3 separate regions of the Mus musculus genome follow, and regions 2 and 3 are each linked to region 1. The links are chromatin loops, found by intact Hi-C in ENCODE. Cell type or tissue: heart. All regions are shown on one strand. Each heading gives the region's core, and the rest is flanking DNA. Links, peaks and the distances in the headings are about the cores only.

Region 1 (7,784 bases), core at 2,710-7,709:
AGTCACCCAGGTGGTGCTAGTTTTGAAGGCATGAAGGGGTCATGAAGAGCAGCTAAGGCTTGGCACTGTGAGAGGCCATGAAAGGTCATTGGTGAAGGTGCAGTCTCAGCTGCAGTTGACAGCCCAGGACTGAAGGGGTCACGCAAAGGCATTGAGGCTTGGCACCATGAAGAGAGCCTATGAGAGGCTGTTGGTGAAGCCTAGTTACAGCAGAAGACTCCAGCGTATTGGAGATGCCAGTACCATGGGAAGATCACCAAGAACAGCAGCAGCAGTAGAGTGGAGTCTACCAGAGCCTACAGTGCTACAGAGGGCAGAGCTGGAGATGTGACCCAAGCCCTTTGGAGGAGCTCAGAAGATCATGTGGGGATCCCAGACATTGGAACACAAGCTGCCAAATTGGAGTTGCCTTGGAGACCCCAAGATGTTTGAGATGTCAGAGAATACCTTCTGAGGAAAGCTGCTAACAGGGAGTGGAACCAGCCAAAGAGAGAGTAGTTTTTTACAGTCGACAAAGATGAAAGAAGTTGGAGATCTGAAGAGTGCTTTGACATCAGACATGGAGATGCAGAGTTTGGAGTTTGGCCAGCTGGTTTTTTTTTTTTTTTTTTTTTTTTTTTTGGTCTTGCTTCAGTCCAGTATTTCCTCACTATGACATTTTGGAGTAGTAATATATATCCTGTGATGTTGGAGGTATGTGATCTGCTTTTTAATTTTGATTATATAGGGGATTATAGTTAAGTGATTAGATGAGTCTCAGAAGAGACTTTGAACTTTTAATATTGTTGAGACTGTTATATAGAGTATGGGACTTTTGAAGTTGGATAAATATATTTTGTATTACGCTATGGCTAGGCATGGCCCCCATAGACTCTTATGTTTTAACTGACTATGGGGCCAGGGAGTATAATGTAGTGGTTTGAATGTACTAGGCCAACTATTAGGAGGTAGCAACTACTAGGAGGTGTGGCCTTGTTGGAGAAAGTATATCACTGTAAGGGTGGCCTTTGAGACCCTCCTCCTAGCTGTGTAGGAGAGAGTCCTCTCCTGGCTGCAGTTGGATCAAGACATAGAACTCTTAGCTACTTTCTAACACCATGCTTCCTACCTTGATGATAAAGGACTGAACCTCAGAAGCTGTAAGCCAGCCTCAATGAAATGTTTGTCCTTTATAAGAGTTGACTTGGGCCGGCCGGGCAGTGGTGGCGCACGCCTTTAATCCCAGCACTTGGGAGGCAGAGGCAGAGGCAGGCAGATCTCTGAGTTCGAGGCCAGCCTGGTTTATAGAGTGAGTTCCAGGACAGCCAGGGCTACACAGAAAAACCCTATCTCAAAAGACAGAGAGAGAGAGAGAGAGAGAGAGAGAGAGAGAGTTGACTTGGTCATGGTGTCTCTTCACAACAATAAAAACTCAAAGGCACCTATACACATAAAAATGTTTAAGAAAAAATTTATGTGTATGTACGTTTAGCTTGCATATGTGGAGCCGACTACACAGCCCAGGCCGGTGCTGTACCCAGGAACCTGCTGTTATCACTACATGCTAGTTAGTCCACTGCACATGGCACGCCATCCTGTCATGGCTCCTTTCTGTGACTCCTATGAGGCCTGGAACCTGTGTCTTGTTCACCCCAGGGTCCTCAGCACCAGACACAGCTCCTGAACGGGGAAGGCGATGAGCCACCTAGGGTGAGTAGCTATGAAGGATGCCCACGTACAGCATAAGCCAACCTTAAGGGAGCACGGACAGCCACCTTGATGACCAGGTCATCACAGCCTCTGTGACGGCCTGCTCTCTGAAAGTCCCACCTGGGTTACTCGCTCGATCAGCAGCATGCCCGAAACCTCCCCTCTGAGAACACTGTCGGGTGGCAGCTGTGGCTTCTCCCCAGGTGTTTGGTTTTAAAGGAAGGAACTGAGAAAGACAGAACATGCTGGTAACAACCCAGGAACCTCTCTTACACCATGGGACACTAACTGGCTCCAGCTGTAATATTTCAAGGTGGGTCCAGCTATAATCCTCAGTATACATATGAGCAAACTAGGGCCCAAGGGCTAAGAGCCCACTCCCAGCAGCAGGATGCCAGGCCTAGTCCCTTGACTATCCTGACTCCTCCAGGCAGCCTTTCAAGAAATAGACCCATTAGGCTGACCAGCACTCGGCCCTCATCCCTGGAGGACCCTGGGGGACTGAAGCACAGCACAGCAAACACACACACACACACACACACACAGAGGCCTACTGCACTTTATCTTTTTGATATCTCAATTATTTTTTAATTTTTTTAGATTTACTTCATGTGTGCTACTGTGATTTTTTTTTTCCCTTTATTTTGTATGTATGTATGAGAAAGAGAGACTGACAGACAGACACTGACTCACAGGCCAGGCTGTCCTTGAACCCAAAGACCCACCGGCCTCTGCCTCCTGAGTGCTGGGTCAGGTACATGTTTTAAGTTAATGTGTATGAATGTTATGGTCACTCCCGGTGCCGTGGAGGTCAGGAAAGGGTACTGGGTCCCCTGGACCTGGAGCGAGACGACTGGGATCGAATATGTATGTGTATGTTAAAAACTGAACTACGTGCTTCTGAAATGCTCTTAATCATTTCTCTCCAGACCCATGAATTTAAGATCTGTTTTTATTTTTATTTTTGTGTATGTCTGTATAAGTGAATGCCACATATACACTGGGTGCCTGTGTAGGATAGAAAGAAAGCACAGGACCCCTGGACCTAAAGTGACCAAATTCTGCAGGGAATACTCTTAACTGCCGAGCTGTCTCTAGCCCCGAATCTGAACTTTATTTTGTTTTATTTATTTTTATTATTAATCATTCATTCATTCGTTTTGGGGGGCAGGGTCTCACTGTGTGTTCTTGGCTGAGATCTACCTGCTTCTGCCCCAGATTGAAGACAGGCACCGGGAGAGCGATGGTGGTACAGGCTTGTACCCCTCCCAGCTCTTGGGAGGCTGAAGCAAGAGTATTGGTTTTAACTGATGGCTATTCTGGCCTACACAGCAGAATCATGTCTTAAAAGTTATTTTCCCCTCTTAGAGTGCACTATTTACTAGCACAGACTCAGAGAACAGAAGACAGTCACCCTCTCTGCCTATCCCACCTTAGTGAGTCTCCGAACCTGGGAAATGAGTCCAGTAACCCCAAGCTGGCTGCGGTAGGGAGTAACTCGACGGTTTAGGTAATGCCCATGCAGCACAGTGGTAGTGGCCCATTTGCAGGCAGGGTCTAGCTGGGCTCCCAGCACGACAGCCACCCTCCCTCTGCTGCTTCAGGGGCCCATGGGCCTAGGCTGACTTTAGCCTGCACAGTGCTTTTACTCACACATTTTGAGCTTTGCACAGTGGGAGTATCATAGTCAATGAAGTTTATCCAAGGTGCAATTATTGCTAATTGAAAACTTTTCTCCTGGTCTGGTCTACAGAGCAGACAGGGCTACAGAGAAATCTCATCTCAAAAACAAACAAAAAAGAAAAAAAAAAATTTTTTTTCCCAAATACCCCACCATGACAATCTCCATGGTGACTTAATAAGAGGGAAAGAAAAAGAAATGTATCTTGAATATGTAGCTAAAACATTAAAGCTAGATCTTGTCCGAGGACTCCCAAACTTCAGCTTCTGCTGAAAACCGCAGCCTGTCTGACCACGCAGGGGCGGCTCCCTGTAAGATGGGAGTGGGCTGCAAAGGGGAGGGGCTCCAGCTAATGACTCCCACCAGCCCATGAGGCAAGAGTTGAACACATACAGACCCAACCAAAACACCAAAGGGTTAAAAATCACAACACCCACCAGCTGGAGGTGGAAGTACCATAGAGACTAGCCAGGTCCTCAGCAAATGCTAACCAGTCCTTTCCCATCTCAAACCAGACCACTTCAAACACATTAACCTCCCATCACAGCTGAGAGGGCTGGAGCGCTCAGTGGTGCACAGGGCCTAGGCTCCATCCTGCACCTTACAGAAGGATGCTAAGAGGCAGGGACTGACTTCCTCTTGTCCTTTTGGTTGTGTGTCCTTTTAGCCATCTATCCATCCCCTCATTTCCCCATTTTACAAAAAGCCCAGGTGTACACTGGTCCATAGTCCCACCACTGTCCAGCTGAAGAAGCAAGCTTCCAGTCCCTGTACCTCAGCTCCAGAGTCTCTGCATATAACCACCAGGCAACCCTGAACCCAGTGACCCTCTCATGACCATTTTACAATGGGGAAACTGAGGCAAAGAGGCTGAAGTCATTATAGTAGAAATTGGGGCTCCCAACCAGGGGAGATAACAGACAGCTATAATCCAAGCAGTGAAGCAAGAGGACTGTAAGTTCTAGGCCAGCCCCTATCTTAGAAAACCAATAATTGACAGTGCCTCCAGAAGAAAGCACCGGCCTCGCATGCATAAGACCCTAGACTCTATCTCCAACACTTCCTGAGAGGAAAAAAAAAACAAACTAAAAATAGGATGTGTAACTGGGATTTAAACTCACGTGGCCCCACCGCAGAGCTCTGCTTGCCATTCCTAGCCCTCATCAGCCCAGCTCTTGCTGGACTAGGTGCCCTTGGACATTCAGACGACTTAAGGGGTGCCACTCTAGACGCCAGGTACATTAACTGCTCAGAGCAGCAAATGGGATGCTGGGTTGTGATTATGTTCACAGTGTCTGCCACCGACGAACTTAGGCCTTAGCAAGCTGTGTAGAGGAAGACACCTGACAGGGCCTCCTGTCAGATACTCTGCCTCTACCCAACCACCACACAGGCCCAGCAGAAACCTACCTCCAGAGGGGTGAAGTCATGGTTGACCAGGAAAGCCAAAATAGCAGTAGGAACGACGAGGAACTCCACCCGGAAAGTGTCGTGGTTGCCATCATAAGTAGCTTTGAACTTGCTGTAGATCATCCACACCGTGGTAAAGGAACAAGCTATGTAGACCACCTGATAAGAGGGTAACAGGGCATCTCAGCTCACAGGTAGGGCCTCAGGTCACGGTGAGGGAGAGAGAAATCATGTTCCCCAGCCACCTCCCTCAGACCATATGTCTAGGCCCAAGCCTCTTTGGTGACTCCTCCCTGATCCCTGGCCTGGAACCCTGCCACAGGGGGCTGACTGCAACTCTACCTTCATGCAGGTGTTGTAGAGTGAAATGTAGTTGGTGAACAGGTCCAGATATCGGGCAGTGAACACCACAGCAAACAGGACTTGGCTCTTCCCTGAAATGCCTGGTTGAGACAGAGAACGAAGGGCAGGGTGGAGGGAGCTGGAGGTGGGCTACTTGGGGCAATAATAAACTAACATGCAGCGCCTGGGCCAGCCGGCTGGAGCTCTAGACCACAGCGATTCCCCAAGGCCTTTAAGCCTGAGCTCGGCCCTTTTTCCACCATCCACAGGCAGGGGGCAGCCGGCTCCAAAAATACTAGAGACCGAGGCTCTATCCCAGGCTAGGCCTCGCCGGTCCTTCTGTCTCCCTCAGGTCCTCCTGACAGTCTAGACCTACACTGGGACCTAGGGAGAGCCCTGCCTGACTTCAGCCTCCCAGTCGGTCACCTTCCTCCCGCTCCCTTCCTGGCCTTCCACAGTCCACGTCACCAACTCCCAGCCACCTCCCCGCCTGCCATGGCTCCTGGTTCCCAGCCCCGGAACACCCAGAGCTGTCCCAAAGGGTGCTGCAGAAGGTTGAACTGAACGCCCGAAGCCACCCCCACCAAACTATGTGTACCCCTTAGTCTAGGGAAAGGAGCTGACCCCCTGGTGACCCTAGAACTAGAAAAGTGATCCCCAGCAGGCAGTCCGGGAGGACTCTGACCTGCCGAGCTCCAGCCTTCCCGGTGCCCCAGAGCGGCCCGCTCCCGCCCCCTCTCCGCGGGGGGGCCTCTCACCCGCACACGATCGGGACTTCCAGATTTTGAGCAGTAACAAGATGATAGCTAGGAGGTGGGAGAGGTCTCCCAGGAATCGGAAGAGGTTCATGACTGGGGGACTCGGGCAGGGCTGAGCTGGGTGGGGGGGGAGGCTGGCCGGCCGGGCTGCCCCGGAGCTGCGGTGCTGCTGGGTTGAGGGCGGGAGAGAAGCCCTTCGGTAGCTCAGCTCCGGGGAAGGGGCTCTGGAAGGTGAGCCGAGGCCGGAGCTGGTGGTAAAGCTGGCTGGGAGAAAAGGGAGGAGGGCCGAGGTGGGAAGGGAGGAGTCTGAGCTGTAGCGCCACCCCAAGGGCGGGTTGACTGTCTGGCGCCCTCTGGCGCCTGCAACCTGCTTTGCAGAGTCGTATCGAATAAGCCTACTAACTGATGGAAGGGTCTTTAGGGTCCCACATTCCCAGGTGCCTTCTCTTTAGTAAGGAACTGTAGAGAGTTCGTCTAACCTCTGCCCTTAAACAGGAATCCTGAAGTTTGAGTTCTGAATCTAAAGATCCTAGTGCTGTGTTGGGTGATGGTGTAGCCTGTAATCTTAGTACTGGGAGGATGAAGCAGAGGGACCCCCCAGTTCCAGGCCTAGGGCTCCACAGTGACAGTCTATTCCTGCACAAATTATTAATACTAATAGTAACAACAACAAGAATCCTGGAGATTAAGAGGGTAGACTTCTAGCTTTGTCTGTGATCTCTAGTCCCAATTCAGTTAGAAAACCCAGGCCCCACTGCCACACACTCGGGGATCCTGACTGAGCCTACCGCCTCTACAATCCTATCCCCAACAATTACTTTATTGCTCAACATTCTGACCTGGGAATCTACACCCATAACTCCATCCTCCTTCTAAGACCCAAAATGCCAGGTCCTGGCTCTTTCAGAAACTGTCATGACCCGAGTCTTCCCAGGTCTTAGGGCACGAGAAGCAGGGCTCCAATCGACTGCTACAGGCCTAGGTCCCAGCGCCTCTACACATTCATATTCTCCCTCTCTCTTCCCCTCCTCCACCTCTCTTTCTCCACCTCCAACTTCCATTCTCAGGGACCCGGGAATCCTGAAGCACACTCCTCCCAATGTTAGATACTAAGGACTGTCCTACCAGAGGCAAGATGGACAGGTGACTTTATGGGACCTCAGAACCTCAAAAGTAGGGTTATAGTTTAGGATTACTGTGTCTGTGACAAAGGAAGCAGTTTTCCTCCAGGGAATTGTGTACTCAGAGCTGTGAGAGACTAGTCCCTCACTCATCAAGTGGTCCCTCAGTGAGGAACTTGCTCAAGACCTGGCCCCCAGGTATGATCGAGAAGGACTAAGGGAGAATCTGTGGTCTTCGAAAGGAGGGCTGTTATCTAAATTCCTGCTTCTGAGAGAACAGGGCCAGGCATTGGACCCCAAATCTGAAATAGAAGATCCACAACTTGGAATCCAGGGATTCTGGACCCCTGGTTTGGAGGGAGGATGGCTGGGATCTAACCCCTAGGTCACAGAAAATGGTGCCAGAGTCTGGCCACCTAGGCCTGAAAGAAGAGGGTCGAGTATGGACATCTAGGTCTGAGGGAGGAGGGGACTGGGAGCCTAGCCCCATAGGTTTAAGGGGAGGGCTACAGTCTGAGGTAGGAGAACTGGGATCCAGCCCCATCCGTCTAGAGGGAAAGAACTAGGGTCTAGTCCCTTGGGTATGAGGGAGGTGGGCTGGCATCTGGACAACTGGGTCCAAGGGATAAGGGACTTGGAGTCTAGATTCCTGGCTCCAAGAGAGACAGCATGCATCCTGTCTTTGCAGCCATAAAATTCACAGGCTGGGTCTTAGTATGGCGGGTGCTGAAGTGCAGAAGAGGGAAGGGGCAAGTGACAGTGACCCCAGCCCTCTCTCTAGGT
Region 2 (7,784 bases), core at 1,801-6,800, 51 kb before region 1:
GAACTTCCTTGCTGTATGCCCGCCTTTCCAACTCCATCATCTTGCACTGCCGTTGCAGGCGGCTGAGCTCCCCATCCACTGTGGATGAGACCAGGCAAAGGACTCAAAGGGATCAGGACTGTCAGATCTCCCCAGAGGGTCCCTTTAGGATCTCAAAAACTACAACTGTACCCCAGTCCCAGCCCTGGCATCCTATGGAACCTCATCTCAGTCCCTGTGTTCCCAGTAGTCAAACTGACCCATTCCCATCCCAGCTGTTCTGGCTTAAGGATGCCCCCTGGTCTAAAACACCTGGGACTAGAGAAAGAGGCTCCCTCCTAGCTTTCTGTTGGACTGCAGTGGCCTCTCTCCTACTATCCTCTGGGCTTCACCCAGCCTCCCACTCATCTCCCTACAAAATCCTCAAGGACTTCCTACACCCAGAATGGTCCCTTCCTTCCTCTTAGATGCCTCAGTCTAAGGCCAGAAGAGCCTGCCATACCCATCTGTCTTAGTTAGGGTTTCCATTGCTGTGAAGAGACACCATGACCAAGGCAACTCTTAAAAAGGACATCATTTTATTGGGGCTGGCACACAGGTTCAGTACATTATCATCATACCAAGAAGCATGGCAGCATCCAGGCAGGCATGGTGCTGGAGGAGCTGAGAGCTCTACATCTTGTTCCAAAGGCAAACAGGAAAAGACTGACTCCCAGGCAGCTAGGAGGAGGGTCTCAAAATCCACCCCCACAGTGACACAAGTCCTCCAACAAGGCTATACCTACTCCAAGAAGGCCACGCCTCCTAATAGTGCCACTCTCTGGGCCAAGCATATTCAAACCACCACATTCTACTCTCTGACTCCCCTAGGCTTGTTCAAACACATGATTCTATGGGGACCACACCTAGACACAGCATGACACTAAAACATTTAGTCCAACTAGAAATGTCCCCATAGTCTATAACAGTCTCAACAATGTTAAAAGCCTGAAGTTCAAAGTCTCGTCTGATGTGCATCCAATCACTTAACTGCAATCCCAAAGCAAGATCAAAAGCCAGCTGGGCAAACTCCAAACTCTACATCTCTATGTCAAAGTGTTCTTCAGATCTCCAACTCTTCTCTGCTTTGTTGACTGCAACAAACTTCTTTCTCCTGGGCTGGTTCCACTCCCTGTTAGCAGCTTTCTTCAGAAGGTATTCCCTGGCATTTCAAACATCTTGGGGTCTCCAAGGCAACTTCAACTTTGCAGCTTCTTGTTCCAATGTCTGGGATCCCCACATGATCTTCTGGGCTCCTCCAAAGGGCTTGGATCACATCTCCAGCTCTGCTCTCTGTAGCACTCTAGGCTCTGGTTGACTCCACTCCATTGCTGCTGCTGTGCTTGGTGATCATCCCATGGTGCTGACATCTCCAATACACTGGAGTCTTCTGCTGTAACTAGGCTTCACCAACAGCCTCTCATAGGCTCTCTTTATGGTGCCAAGCCTCAAATTCTTTGCATGACCCTTTCAGTCCTGGTCAGTCAACCGCATCTGAGGTTGCACCTTCACCAATGGCCTTCCAAGGTCTCTCACAGTGCCAAACTGCAGCTGCTCTTCATGACCCCTTCATGCCTTCAAAACTAGTACCACCTGGGTGACTCTTACACATTACCAAGTCTAGCTACCAGCACAAGGTACAACCTCGGCTATCTCTGGAACACAGCTTTTTTGTGCTCTCAGAAAACACTTCCCAGAAGATTTCACCTCAATGATGCTGTCCTCTTCTTCTTTTTTTTTTTTTAAAGATTTATTTATTATATGTAAGTACACTGTAGCTATCTTCAGGCACACCAGAAGAGGGTGTCAGATCTCATTACGGGTGGTTGTGAGCCACCATGTGGTTGCTAGGATTTGAACTCGGGACCTTCAGAAGAGCAGTCAATGCTTTTACCCACTGAGACATCTTGTCAGCCCTGCTGTCCTCTTCTTAAGCACCACTAATTTCTTAGCCCCAGCTAACCAGCATCAATTGTCCCAGTAGTCCCTTCTAGTCTTGACTCTAAAGCCAAAGCCACATGTCCAAAGCTGCCCAGTCCTACTGCTTGCAGAGGCTGAAGCATGTCCCCTTGTTCTATTACATTATCACCAGCTTTCTGTTTTCTAACTCCTTCAGTGCCAAAGCTTAGTGGTTTTGAAACTTGCTCTGTAGACTGACCTTGAACTCAGAGATCTGCATGGCTCTGTCCCCTGAATGCTGGGATTAAAGACCTGTGCCACCGTGCCTGGACTTAAGCTTTTCTTTATCTGGAACTTACTGTGTTCCAGGCTGGCCTTGAACTCAGAGATCTGCTTGCCTCTGTCTCCTGGGATGAAAGGCAGATAGCACCAAGGCTGGGCCTAAGATTTCATGGTCACTACGCCTCAAAATCTGGATCCACAAGTATGCCCTCAATTTCTGGATTGTAGTTCATGCCAGATTAAAAGCCCAAATGAAAACAATAACCAGGTAATAACATCTAACATGACATAACTATTCCTTGTTCAACTGCAAACACAAACAGTCAGCTTCGTTAGGTGAGATTGTGCCCTGAAGTCACCACTCCCTTCATCTGCTTATTCCTTGAGCACAAGATTCAGCTCCATTTCACTTCCTGGTGTCCCTTTATCACCTGAATACACAATTAATAAAAATTTTGAAATTTTTCTTTTTAAGCTTGCTATGGTTGATCAAAATGTTCTTCATGAGAGTGAACCAGAGGACAAAGTCTGTGCTGGGCTTTTCTGAGACTTCCTTTGTCAATGCAATTTAATCTGATTCTCTTCACTTTCGCCTTAGCCTCAGGCAGACTCTTCAGAAAAAAAAGGGCAAAAGTCAGTCACATTCTTCACCAAAATACCACAAAAAAAGTCTCTAGGCCATATACTCACATTCTTCTCTGAAAGCTTTTGAGCCAGGCCCCCACAGTTCAACTCATCCTCAGCACCAATGTCTTCTATGTTCCTACCAGGATGGCCCTTGAAGCCCCACTAAAAGCATTCCACTGCGTTCCAAAACGTCCCCAAATCCACATTCCTCCAAACAAAATCATGGTCAGACCTAGCAAAGCTATACCCCACTCCTGGTACCAATTTCTAGCTTAGTTAGGGTTTCCATTGCTGTGAAGAGACACCATGACTAAGGCAACTCTTATAAGGACAACATTTAAATGGGGCTGGCTTACAGGTTCAGAGGTTCAGTCCATCATGGCAGCATCCAGGCAGGCATGGTGCTGGAGGAGCTGAGTTCTATATATGTCTTTTTCCAGAGGCAAACAGGAAAAGACTGACTCCCAGGCACCTAGAAAGAGGGTCTCAAAGCCCACCTCCACAGTGATACACTTTCTCCAACAAGGCCATACCTACTCCAACTAGCCACACCTCCTCATAGTGCCACTCCCTGGGCCAAGCAGATACAAACCACTACACCATCCTTTCAATCTTTCCTACCAGCTTCCCACCCTCAGCTGAGAACTGACCCAAACCATGTCCACACTCCTACCCCAGCCACCCTAGCCATTTTTTTTTTTTTTTTGAGACAGGGTTTTACTATGTAGGGTTTTACTATGTAGCCCTGGTTGGTCTCAAACTATCTCCGCCTCCCCAGCAGAGATGAAAGATGTGTGCCGCCACACCAGTCCTTTTCTCTTTCTGTTTTAGTGTAGGAAGGTCCCAAGGGAGTTGCTTTTCTTCTCCCACCCCCTGGGTTCCCGAGTGGCACTCAGGCCGTCAGTTTGGTGCCAAGAGCCTTTACTAGGTAAGCCATCTCACGGGTCCTCCCCTAGCTCTCTTCTGGATGTTCTGGACCCCATTCAAACCACTCCTGAAGTCCAATGTCTGCCTAGACATCCCACTGCCTGGCTTGGCCCCACCACAGGCCAAGATCCCCCTGTTTGGGCTCGAATCTGCCCCCAGGAGAGGGCGCTCCTGGGAGGCCTCCCACCCCTGGCTCTGGAACTTGAAGAAGCTGAGAACAGAAAAGGAACTTCGGAGGAGATGGGGAATCATGAATTACCTGATCCCTCCAGGAAGATCTCGCTTCCTTCTTCGGAGCGGGCGCTCCTGGTGGGTGGACCCAAACGCATCCTCGACATAGCGGTGGAGCTCCTGCAAGGGCACACCAGCCTCAGAGAGCGCAAGCCAGCGCACAGAGCGACCAAACAGCACTGCGGCCTCTCTGAGCCTCGACCCTTCAAGGACTACTGGGATATCGCTCACCCCAAAAACACACAATCTGGACCCTGCGGCTTGACTCAGACTCGGTCCCTGGGCAGCTTCTCCGCACCTCGGAACCCCGGCCGGATTGGGGTGGGGTGGGAGGCGAGGTCAAGGTTCTACCTGCTTGAGTGCCTGACCAGTCGCTGTAGCTCCACTCTCACTGTTGTAGTCTGGTTACTGGGGAGACAAGGGGCCAATAAGGCCTGAGGACAGCGGAAGGGGCGGGCAGGAGAGATCAGTGGAAGACTCAGCCAACTTTAGTCTTGGACCCAGAGGAGGCCAGGCCAGAGCAGGGGCAGGCCAGAAGACGGGCCTGAGTGGGCGGGGGCAGGGCTGAGAAGACCCTAGAGAACAGCGGTTCTCAACCAGTGAGTCGCGACCCCGTTGTAGCCTCCAACGACCTTTTCACAAGGAGTCACCAGAGACCATCGGACAACACAGATGTTTGCATTACAATACATAACTGTAGCAAAACTACAGATATTTATGAAGTAGCAACAAAAATAATTTTACGGTAGGGCGGGTAAACACAACATAAAGAACTATATTAAAGGGACGCAGCATTAGAAAGGTTGAGAATCCCCGCCATAGAAAGAGCCAGGGGAGTCAAGGGAGTGGAGGTTAGGAGAGCGGGGAAGGGGAGGAGCATAGGTAGGATCAAGGGCGGAGCCTGGGGAAGATCTCATTGTAAAAGGGGAGGGGAGAAAGTGTAGTACTAAGAGGCGGAGCCAGAGGCTGTTAATAAAAGGAGGAGGGGCTCGGATGCTATAAGGGGCAGGATTGCAAGCAGAGGGTGGCATCAGTCCTGTACAGAGCGTTAACTATAGGGGAGAGATGCTCACGGTCTGTAAGGGGCGGGGACTAGAAGGGAGCGGCCGGCGAGTTTAGTGAGAAGGCGGGGCCTTGGGTTTGGGGGCGGGGCGGGCCCTGTTATTTAAAAAGAGCCAAGCGAGGTGCTGGAGATTGACTTGAATGCCTGGGAGGGACACTCGTGGGGCTCGGGACTATGGGCAGTGGAAACTGAAGGGAAACGTTTAGAAGACTAGACTTTGGGACTAGGCAGGGTCCTTCGGGGTCCAAGAAGTGCGTGCCTTGGACTGGTTATTTGGGAAATTCATGGTTTGGAGGAACGCTCACCACGATCTCAGTTCCTACACAGGTTCACTACGCATGCGCAACCAACGGTTTGGGGCCACGCAGGGCAGAGCCGGAAGTGGGAGTGGGCGGAACCTCCAGCGGTCCCATCTGGCCAAGCTCTTCATCCCACGTGGTCCTCTTGCAAGCGGGCTGTGGACGCCACTGCCTGAAGGCTGGGTGTGCCCGACGCCTGCGGTTTCCTGTGGGAGGAAGTGCTGCGATGCCGCGCTCCTTAGAGGCTTGGGCAGGGGAGATCCCACCACCCCTACCTCTAGTGTCTCCAGATACTTCCACTTCTATTGGGCACTATTGTTGGGGATTCCCTAAACGCCTCCCCTAGGCACCCCAAGTACCGAACTTTTTCAACTCTCAAGGAATATTAAAACATCCCAGCTGGCTTCTCAGCCAGTGGAGCTTCCTTGCTCCTGGTCCACACTCCTCCCAGGCCTGGGATGCAGCCTCCTGTCCCTGCAATCATGGAGAAGTACAAGCTTCCATCCCAGCCCCCCAATTTTGTCCTCAGTGACCCACTCTCTACTCTCTCCAGGGTCAGAGTTAGACTTCCCCTTGTTTCTGTCCCCCTCCTCCATCCATCCTCATTTAAGATTCCAAACTTTAGCTTCCGGACGCACTGGCCTCAAGTCTTTGCCCTTTCTCCAATTACTAGAGCCAGAGTTCCCTCGACTCCACTCGGGGCTCCAAAGCCCGCTCTAAGTTGTACAGTATTACCAGGCACTGCTCTAGATCTAAGCTAGCCGCGATGCTATCCCTCTTTTACAGATGAAGGAAAATAGTGGAGACGTCATCAGTAACGCCTATGGTCACACTGCCAATGGATGCTGCAGAGGCTGTGCTGTGTGGTACCCAGCTCCCAGTCTCGCAATCCCCAAGCCAGCTGGTCACTCACCCCTGCAGGCTTAGGTCATCACACCCAGCTCTAGCACCATCATCCAGATCCCCAGCCCTAACTTCATCAGTCCTAGTTCATCACCCACAGCCCCTAACTCTGAGAATAAATGATAGTTCACACTATAACCCTGGGACTAGAGTGCTGTGAGAATTCTAATGGCCTCCCACAGCACTTACAGTAAAATCCTGATTCCTCCATGACTTCCAAGTGAATCCTCTGCTGTCCCGCTCACCACACCCTACGCTCTCTGTGCTCCAGACACACTGGCCATTCTGTCTGCTCTCCAAACGGCCAGCGTTTCTTCTCAAAGCTTGGGACATTTTCTCCCTAGTATCCAAATGACTCAGGTCAAATAGCACCTCCTCCAAGAAGCTTTCCAGGATTATCCTTTTTAAATTAGCATCTGCCCACCTAGTCATTATTGCCATCCGTCTATTTTCTTTATTGACTGTGTATTATACCCACTATATAGATTAGCAAACTGAGGCCCAAGTAAGTGAAATAATCTATCCCAGGCCACACAACCATGGAATGGCAACATTGGCATTCTTTAAAGCTATATCCTGCTCCTTCCCGTAATTTCATACTTTTTGTCCTGCCATGAGCCAGCCCAAAGTTTGATCTGTGTCACAGGATCTGGCCTTCTACAGATTCTTGTGTCATCTACTCTGCCCCAAACTTCATCAAAGAGAGCAGGCATCCAGTCCAAGAAGGTAACATGCTCCACCCCAGGGCCTCAAGGACTTCTCATCTGAGCCCTGAAAGGAGGTCCCAGAACATGCCTTCTGTGTGACTGGGTGGGCAGAGAATAAGGAACCAAGATTTCGTGCCCTCCCCTGACTGGAGACCTCAGCTGGGCGAGGCTAAAGTGGATATAAAAGGGTTGGTATATATTGAGAGTCGAGAGAAGCAGAAAACCACCAGAGGAGAGAGAGAAAGGGAGGGAGGGAGAAGGCAGACGGAGAAGGGTGGGTATTAAAGGGTGGGAGGAAGGCGGTGAGGGAGGCGGGGGCCTCAGAGTGGAAGGAGGGAGCAGAAGGGCGGGGCAAGAGGCCCAACGAGGACAGACTCCAACTCTGACTTCTTCAGCAACTCTCGGTAAGTTTTTCAATCCGTTATTCAGATGGGGCTTTATTTACTGGGCGGCATGGCACCATGGGCGGGGCACCTTAGGCAGGAAGAGACCCTCCACTCTTAGCTCCAGAGGAGACTGGTAATTGAAGAACTGATCTCTCAGCCTTTGTAGTGGGAATACAGGAGAGCTTAGAGCTGTCTATGAGACTTGTCCCAACAGAGCCCACCATGAAGAATGTCCTGTGGCTTCTCCCTGGGGTCTTCCACTCCCTTCTTAGATGAAGGGGTGCAGGAGGGCTCCCAGGGCTGGCTGAGTTCTCTGGACACTGAAGGGTGGTAGGAGGTGGTCTCTCCACTCAGACCACACCCTCCCTGCTGCAAATCCACCTCCCTGAGTGTCTAGAGCCGGGGTCTGCAGTCAGGTCGGGTGAGGACCAGAGACTCAGCC
Region 3 (7,784 bases), core at 1,801-6,800, 140 kb before region 1:
AACCAAGCTCTGGGTTTGATCCCTAGCACCTACATGCCCGTATCCTATCAGAAACTCAAGCTCATGGTATGCATAGTGAGTCTGAAGCTAACCTGAGCTACACGACCTCCATCCCCACCCTGTTTCAAAAAGAAAAAAAAAAAAAAAGTCACATGGAAAAGAAACATGGACAGGGTAGAGGTCATGACCCCGATGACCCTGCACCCAGATGGCTTAGGCCTCACTGCTGTCCCTCTTCCTGCATCCCAGTCTGTTTCTGGAGTTCATGGGTGACCGCAACTCCTCGGCGTGGACAGGCTGGCTCCTAGCTGTGCTGATGTTCGCGGCAGCCTGCCTACAGACGTTGTTTGAACAGCAGCACATGTACAGAGCCAAGGTCCTGCAGATGAGGCTGCGAACAGCCATCACTGGCCTGGTGTACAGAAAGGTGAGCGCCAGGGGCGGGAGTGTGAGCATCCATACGGCCTAGTCTCCTGTCCTCCTACCTCCTTGGTTAACGCTCTGTGATCGGGCCCTGATCTGGGTACCTTCTCCAATCTGTTAATTAAACAAGCAAGGGACAGTGACTTCCCCCTAAGTCTTTCTCTGGAATCCTGACTGTGAGAATAAGAGATATGTGTAGCTATGCAGTTCTGGCTGGGGGTGGCCCCAACCATCTGTCTCTGGCAAGTTGTTAAGACACTGTGAGATCTCTCCCAAGACAAGCTCCTCTCTGGCACCCCGGCTTCAGTCTTTTCCTTCTCCCAGCGTGGGGCTCCTGGGGAAATGGCAGTTTCCAGGTATCCATTGTTTCTCTAGCCTGCCTGTGCAGAGGAGGGACACAGGATAACCTGTAGTCCCGCCAGGATGCTTACATCCCTTGTGAGTCTCCAAGGCTTTGAGCTCAAGAGGAAACACAGCCTGCCCTGCAAGGCAGCCTTTGATCCTCAGAAGAGGGCTGACGTAACCTGACCCCCAGGGAGACGCCTTCTTGGCTCTTAGCATGGCTGCCCATTGAAAGGAACTATAAACATCTTTGAGCTCTGCTTCTGTCACTCAAACTCCAGCTGTGCCAACAAGCCTGGCTCCACTGAAGTTCTCAGGAGGCAGCAGGGGTGGGAAGTCCCCGTGGGTGGGGCTGCAGCTGGCCCTCTGTGAAGACTTGCAGAGTGGGGAGTTCTACACCTTGGATCACATTAACTCTCACACAGCACAGAGCAGGCAGGAAGAGCCAGTGTTCCTCACGCTGGGTCCTGAGACCTCAGTAGCTGGCAGATCAGAAGCCACTGGAGAAAGAGGCACTGGAGGCAGTAATGGTCAGGAAGGTCAGGCTGGGACAATCTAACACCCTGTCCTGTCTGTGCCATGCCTTAGGGGTCCTGAATTCCTGGCCTATGGGTCTCTGGCTCTGACTCTGACTCAGGGCAAGTTGCTTCGCTTCTCGGCGCCTCAGTTTCCTTAGCTGTAAAATAGGGTCCACATTGATCCTGGAATCACTTTTCACTTCTTAACAGCTGGTCCATGCAGTGTACCCACAGGCCTGGTTGCAGTCACCAGAGTGACCCCAGCATCAGTACAGTGTAGCCTGCATCTGTCCCTGACATCTGAGGAGAGGAGGCTGCTCTCAGCACAGACATGGGTATCCCTAGCACAGGGGGCAAATGAGCCCAGATCACCCGGGTCTAGCTTTCTGTAATTTTTACTTACAGTGTCCCCCCAGATCCCCATGCCCAACCCTGGGAGTTAGCTTGGGAAAGTTTACAGGTTCACTGCATAGGTGGTAAACTGAGGCTGGGCCTGCACTCAGTGCCCACTCCCATTCCTCCCTCCTCACATGTCCCTCTTCCTCACACCGGCCCAGGTCCTGGTCCTGTCCAGTGGTTCCAGAAAGTCCAGCGCAGCAGGGGACGTGGTCAACCTGGTGTCGGTGGACATCCAGCGGCTGGCCGAGAGCATCATCTACCTCAACGGGCTGTGGCTGCTCTTCCTGTGGATCTTTGTGTGCTTTGTCTACCTGTGGCAGGTGTGGATCTGGGCCTCCATATCCTCCTATTCCTCCTCCCCTCCCTCCTCCTCCTATTCCTCCTCTTCTCCCTCCTCCTCCTCTCCCTCCTCCCCTTGCTCCTCCTCCTCTCCCTCCTCCCCTTGCTCCTCCTCCTCTTCCTCCTCCCCTTGCTCCTCCTCTTCCTCCTCCCCTTGCTCCTCCTCCTCTTCCTCTTCCTCTTCTTTCTCTTCCTCCCCTCCCTCCTCCTCCTCCCTAAACCCAGTCTCCATCTGTAAATTGATACAAAGTGAAGAGTCTTAGAGTGACCTCTGCTCAGGTTCAAGCCCAGGCTAGCCCCCTCCAGCACTGAGTTCTTTCTCTTTCTCAAAATGCTGATGATAATGTGGATGAGTTCACTTTGGGGTTTTAGGTTGGTTCAGGTTGGGGTTTGGGTTTTTTGAGGCAAGACCTTGTGTAACCCTGGCTAGTTTCAAACTCATGACATAGCTGAGGCTAGCCTTGAGCTTCTATCCTCCTGCCTCCACCTTGTAAGTGCCTGATTACAGGCGTGTGCCCACCCAGATGGGATCCTTACTATTACCAATTCTCAGTGGGTTCTCGGGGAACTCAGTAGGCGAATCCGTTATGTTTTGGAGTGGCTGGTGCCGCTGAACCATGCTCACCAACACAAGGCTGAAACATAGTGCCGGGGAAGAATTGCCGCCACGTGCAGAAAGCACAGTGCCATGGCATCAGCCGGGAAACCTTTTCTTCCTTTTGCTTCATGATACAAAAGCATCTGCTATTATCACTATTATTGTTATTATTATTATTATTATTATTATTATTATTATTGGCTCTGGCTGTGCATGGACTGCTGCCTGGGTTTAAATCTTGCTCTTACCATTTACTTGCTGTTAAACGTCACACTACTAACTCACCCTCCCTGTGCTACAATTCCTTGGTTCTAAGAACAGAGGATAACTAAAAGCAGGCTCCTGGTTCTACATGGGTGAGACCCAGAGAACCTGACAGAGTTTATGCAGCCTCTGCCTGAGGGGCAGCCTCTGCCTGAGGGGCAGCCTCTGCCTGAGGGGCAGCCTCTGCCTGAGGGGCAGCCTCTGTCTGAGGGGCAGCCTCTGCCTGAGGGGCAGCCTCTGCCTGAGGGGCAGCCTCTGTCTGAGGGGCAGCCTCTGCCTGAGGGGCAGCCTCTGTCTGAGGGGCAGCCTCTGCCTGATGGGCAGCCTCTGTCTGAGGGGCAGCCTCTGTCTGAGGGGCAGCCTCTGCCTGAGGGGCAGCCTCTGTCTGAGGGGCAGCCTCTGTCTGAGGGGCAGCCTCTGTCTGATGCAATCACTTGGGTCCAGCGGGGCTCTGGGTATGGATTCAGGAATGGTAGACATGAATTTGAGAGCTTGAGAATATAAGCTGAGTTTAACAAGAAAGTCTATGTGGTTTGTGGGTGCCTTATTGGCATAGCCCAAAGGCCATTTTGAGCAATGCCTTTAACAGCCCTCTGCATCTTGCCTGTGACCAGGGTAAGATGAGGCATGAATTCCCCGATGTGGCATCGTGTTGGTGCTCTCAGAATCTGGGGAACTTAGTTTCCAACTTTTGGATTAGGTATTCTCGGGCTGTGTATCTAAGGTGCTTTGCACAGTACCTAGTGCTCACTTGCATAGTGTTGTTAGCTGCCATCTGATATGTGAGGGGAGCCATCACCACCATTGAAAGTTTCCTTATTTATCTCTGTGGTGCCTCGTGTATGCCATGCAAGCAGTTTTCCACTGAGCTACATCTTTGGTCCTTAAAAAACATATTTTCATATTTATATAACAATTATATAATATATAAATACTATATATTTATATATTATATTATATATAATATGTTATATATAATGTTATAATTTATATTATTACATATAGTACCATATGTTTTATGATATATTTATATAGTATATAATATATTATATAATATAGATATATTTATATACAATGTTTGTTTATTTATTTTATTTTTTACTTTTTTGGTTTTTTTTCGAGACAGGGTTTCTCTGTGTAGTTCTGGCTGTCCTGGAACTCACTCTGTAGACCAGGCTGGCCTCGAACTCAGAAATCTGCCTGACTCTGCCTCCCAAGTGCTGGGATTAAAGGCGTGTGCCACCACGCCCGGCTATATACAATGTTTATATATAAATATTTATATATATATTTTTTTTAATTTCAAGGCAAGGTCTCACTAAAAAGCTGGCCTTGACCTCGGTGTAAACACAGGCTGGTGTTTGTGCTTTTCCTGCCTCAGCCTCAGGAGTCGCTGCAATTAATGATGTGAGCTGTCATGCTCAGCTAGAAGTCTATTTGTGAACACTGACATTTGAATATTCCAAGGCTTACACACAGTAGGTGGTCAGCAAGCACACACAGGCATTCAAGCAGCACCTGTGTGCAGTGTTGAAAAGCTGGCCACTATCATAGGAAAGACAGGGAAGGAGGGAGGATGTGGTAAACAATTGGGAGCACTGAGCAGGCCAAGGCTGGTAATGATCAGAGACCACAGCAGCCACAGGTAACGCCCTGCACCCTGCCTCTGCCCTGGCACCAGAGGACCACCACGCTGCCCCAGGCTTACTAAGATGGTGGGTTGTGGGTGCTACGGCTAAATGAAAATATCCCGGAGGGTGACCTTACTACTTCAGGCTGCCAGTGGCTTTCAGGACAGTTCTCCACTGAGCCACTAGGTGGTGGAATAGTTGCATGAATAAACCAAACTGGCCCACTGTAGTCCAGAGATTAGAGATGAGAGAAACAGAGACTGGAGTTGGGGTGGAGGAAATCTCAGAAAAGCACAATAAGACTTTTTTTTTTTTTTAACATTTAGTCTGTTCCCACCACCATATCTCCTAGGTAACTAGACCAAAGGCACCGGCCCTTACAAGATTTCCCTGGTGGGAAAGATTAACAAAACACAGGTGTCAGGTTAACTGTGACATTTTAAATAAACTGAGTAATCACTCAGTATAACTGCTTCTCTAGTATTGCAGGAGACATTCTTACACTAAATACACACACACACACACACACACACACACACCTGCCCATATAGCTCAGAAACCACAACTTTGTAGATTTGTTTGTTAATGTGGTGACTGGTAACTCCCCACTAAGAGGTGGGATGGAGGGTAGATTAACAGCGAGCCCTGAGAGGTGGGTGTGGTGGCACATACCTGTAACAACTGAATTTGGGAGGTGAGGGAAAGAGGAGCAGGGGTTTAGGTCAGCCTCAGCAACAGAGAGTGTGCTGGCAAAATGGCTCAGGGGGCAAATTACTGTGCTTGCTGTCGAGGATGCAAGCCTGAAGACCCAAGCTGGGTCCTGAAGCCCATATAAATGTGGAAGGGGGAACTGACCCTACAACGTCATCTCCTGACCTCCACATGCGTGCTGTGACCATGTCACCTCAATAGATAATCATTCAAAAGGAGCAGGGATCGGGAGCCGACAAAGTACTTACTTAGTAAACATGGGGAACCAAGGGCAGACGCCCGTGACCTATATAAAAAGCCAGGCACAGCAGCACACGCCTGAATTCCCAACCCTGGGAAGTGGGGTGACCCAAACCCTTGGAGTCTCATGACACCCTGCCCTCTGTCCCCAGCTCCTTGGACCCTCTGCTCTCACAGCCGTTGCTGTCTTCCTGAGCCTCCTCCCTCTGAACTTCTTCATCACCAAGAAGAGGGGCTTCCATCAGGTTTGGCATTTGGGGATGCAGGCATCCTGGACAGAGGAACAACCATGGGTCTCTGGTTGGTGACAGAGATAGGGACAGGCAAGAGGAGGCTTTAGGTCTGTCCTTGTCCTGTGTTGCCAGACCTGTGACTCTTGGACAAGCCTCTGTTCCTTCTAGAGCGTGGCCCCTTCCCATAGTGGCCCCAAGCTGTTGTCCCTCAATGGCTCCTGACTCTGAGCCCCTTCACGCTCAGCCAGGGGGACGTGTGGCAGCCAAAGAAACCAAATCTCCTTTGCTGATATGGCTTAGTGTCGAAGCCTACGACCCCATCACGGCCTCTGTCACCTGATCTTGCTTCCTTCTTCTCCCCCTTGCCCACTCTGCTTCCCCACACAGCCATGCCTTGTCTGTCAAGCCCTGTCTCCTGCGTCTGCAGATTTTATCTCTACAGCACTTCTCCTAGCAGAGATCTCACAGCTGTGAGACTAGAAGCTTCAAAGCACTGAGGGCAGAGGTAGGCTCAGCGTCTCGGGCAGTAGGTGGCGTTTAGGACACCATAAGGGCTGGTGAGATAAAGACAGCAGGTAAAGACAGTTGCTCACAAGCCTGACCACCTGAATTTGATCCCACAGTCCACGTGGTGAACAGAGAGAACCAAATTGAGAAAGTTGTCCCATGACCTCTAAATGCCCCCTGCAGCACGCACATGCTTATGTGTATACAAAATAAATAAATGCACATGAAAGCAAAAGCGGTTGATCCAGGTGTAGTGGCACACACCTTTAACCCAGCATACAGGAGGCAGATATAGGGGGATCTTTGTGACTTTGAGACCGGCCTGATCTACATAGCAAGTTCCAGGCCAGCCAGGACTACTAGTGAGAAACTACCTCAAAGAGAGAGAGAGAAAGGGAGAGAGAGAGAGAGAGAGAGAGAGAGAGAGAGAGAGAGAGAGAGAGAGAGAGAGAGAGAGAGAGAGGAGAACAGGCCCCCGTCGTCATCCCAGTATTAGAGAGGCTGAGACAGGAGGATAGTTAGTTTGAGGCCAGCCTGGACTACACAGCAGACCCTGCACTGATGAAAGGAGAGGAGAGTGTTCAGGAAAGTCAAGGAAGATGAACTTGTTCCTCTTCACTGCCCCAACCACCCTCTGCTGTCACCCACCTCCCTGTCACCCACCCTCTTCTGTCACCCACCTCCCTGTCACCCACCTCCCTGTCACCCACCTCCCTGTCACCCACCTCCCTGTCACTCACCCTCTTCTGTCACCCACCTCCCTGTCACCCACCCTCTTCTGTCACCCACATCCCTGTCACCCACCTCCCTGTCACCCACCCTCCGCTGTCACCCACCCTCCGCTGTCACCCACCTTCCGCTGTCACCCACCCTCCCTGTCATCTACCTCCCTGTCATCTACCTCCCTGTCACCCACCCTCTGCTGTCACCCACCTCCCTGTCACCCACCTCCCTGTCACCCATCCTCTGCTGTCACCCACCTCCCTGTCACCCACCTCCCTGTCACCCACCCTCTTCTGTCACCCACCTCCCTGTCACCCACCTTCCTGTCACCCACCATCCCTGTCACCCACCTCCCTGTCACCCACCCTCCCTGTCACCCACCTCCCTGTCACTCACCCTCTGCTGTCACCCACCTCCCTGTCACCCACCCTCCGCTGTCACCCACCTTCCACTGTCACCCACCCTCCCTATCACCTACCTTCCTGTCACTCACCCTCTGCTGTCACCCACCTCCCTGTCATCCACCATCCCTGTCACCCACCCCCTGTCACCCATCTCCCTGTCACCCACCCTCCCTGTCACCCACCTCCCTGTCACTCACCCTCTCCTGTCACCCACCTTCCGCTGTCACCCACCCTCCCTATCACCCACCTTCCTGTCACTCACCCTCTGCTGTCACCCACCTCCCTGTCACCCACCTTCCTGTCACCCATCCTCTGCTGTGACCTCCCTGTCACCCACCCTCCGCTGTCACCCACCTCCCTGTCATCCACCTCCCTGTCACTCACCCTCCACTGTTACCCACCCTCCCTGTCACCCACCCTCTACTGTCACCCACCCTCCCTGTCACTCATCC

Evidence for each region. Peaks named below come from ENCODE experiments on the same cell type or tissue, not always from the same donor. Only the 100,000 strongest peaks of a DNase experiment are listed, where the experiment ranks them.
Region 2: it touches region 1 in a loop (5-fold over the local background); 24 of 42 quality-filtered maps call a loop at or near these places.
Region 3: a loop joins it to region 1, with 7 times the contacts of the local background. A loop is called at or near these places in 18 of 42 quality-filtered maps.

The regions. Positions count from the first base shown.
Region 1 is chr7:45,871,198-45,878,981 of GRCm38, reverse strand. Kdelr1 (KDEL (Lys-Asp-Glu-Leu) endoplasmic reticulum protein retention receptor 1) reads right to left here and starts at 6,142. Exons shown (of 5, transcript NM_133950.2): 1 at 5,881-6,142; 2 at 5,123-5,223; 3 at 4,781-4,939. The coding sequence starts at 5,971. In heart, for the core only: a CTCF peak has its summit at 5,382; DNase peaks (open chromatin) are centred at 5,141, 5,711 and 6,171; H3K4me3 peaks cover 2,724 bases; H3K27ac peaks cover 1,789 bases; H3K27me3 peaks cover 1,004 bases.
Region 2 is chr7:45,920,818-45,928,601 of GRCm38, reverse strand. It overlaps Ccdc114 (coiled-coil domain containing 114), which reads right to left and starts at 4,387. Exons shown (of 15, transcript NM_001364168.1): 1 at 4,216-4,387; 2 at 4,013-4,104; 3 at 1-78. The coding sequence starts at 4,082. It overlaps Emp3 (epithelial membrane protein 3), which reads left to right and starts at 7,176. Exons shown (of 5, transcript NM_010129.2): 1 at 7,176-7,360. In heart, for the core only: a CTCF peak has its summit at 3,908 (motif pointing right); DNase peaks (open chromatin) are centred at 4,431, 5,131, 5,451, 6,191 and 1 weaker place; H3K4me3 peaks cover 2,323 bases; H3K27ac peaks cover 2,718 bases.
Region 3 is chr7:46,006,712-46,014,495 of GRCm38, reverse strand. It overlaps Abcc6 (ATP-binding cassette, sub-family C (CFTR/MRP), member 6), which reads left to right. Exons shown (of 31, transcript NM_018795.2): 9 at 250-427; 10 at 1,841-2,002; 11 at 5,618-5,710. Among named protein-coding and RNA genes, the nearest start is that of Abcc6, 20 kb to the left of the region's middle. In heart, for the core only: a CTCF peak has its summit at 4,687 (motif pointing right); no DNase peak of the experiment used is centred there; H3K27me3 peaks cover 853 bases.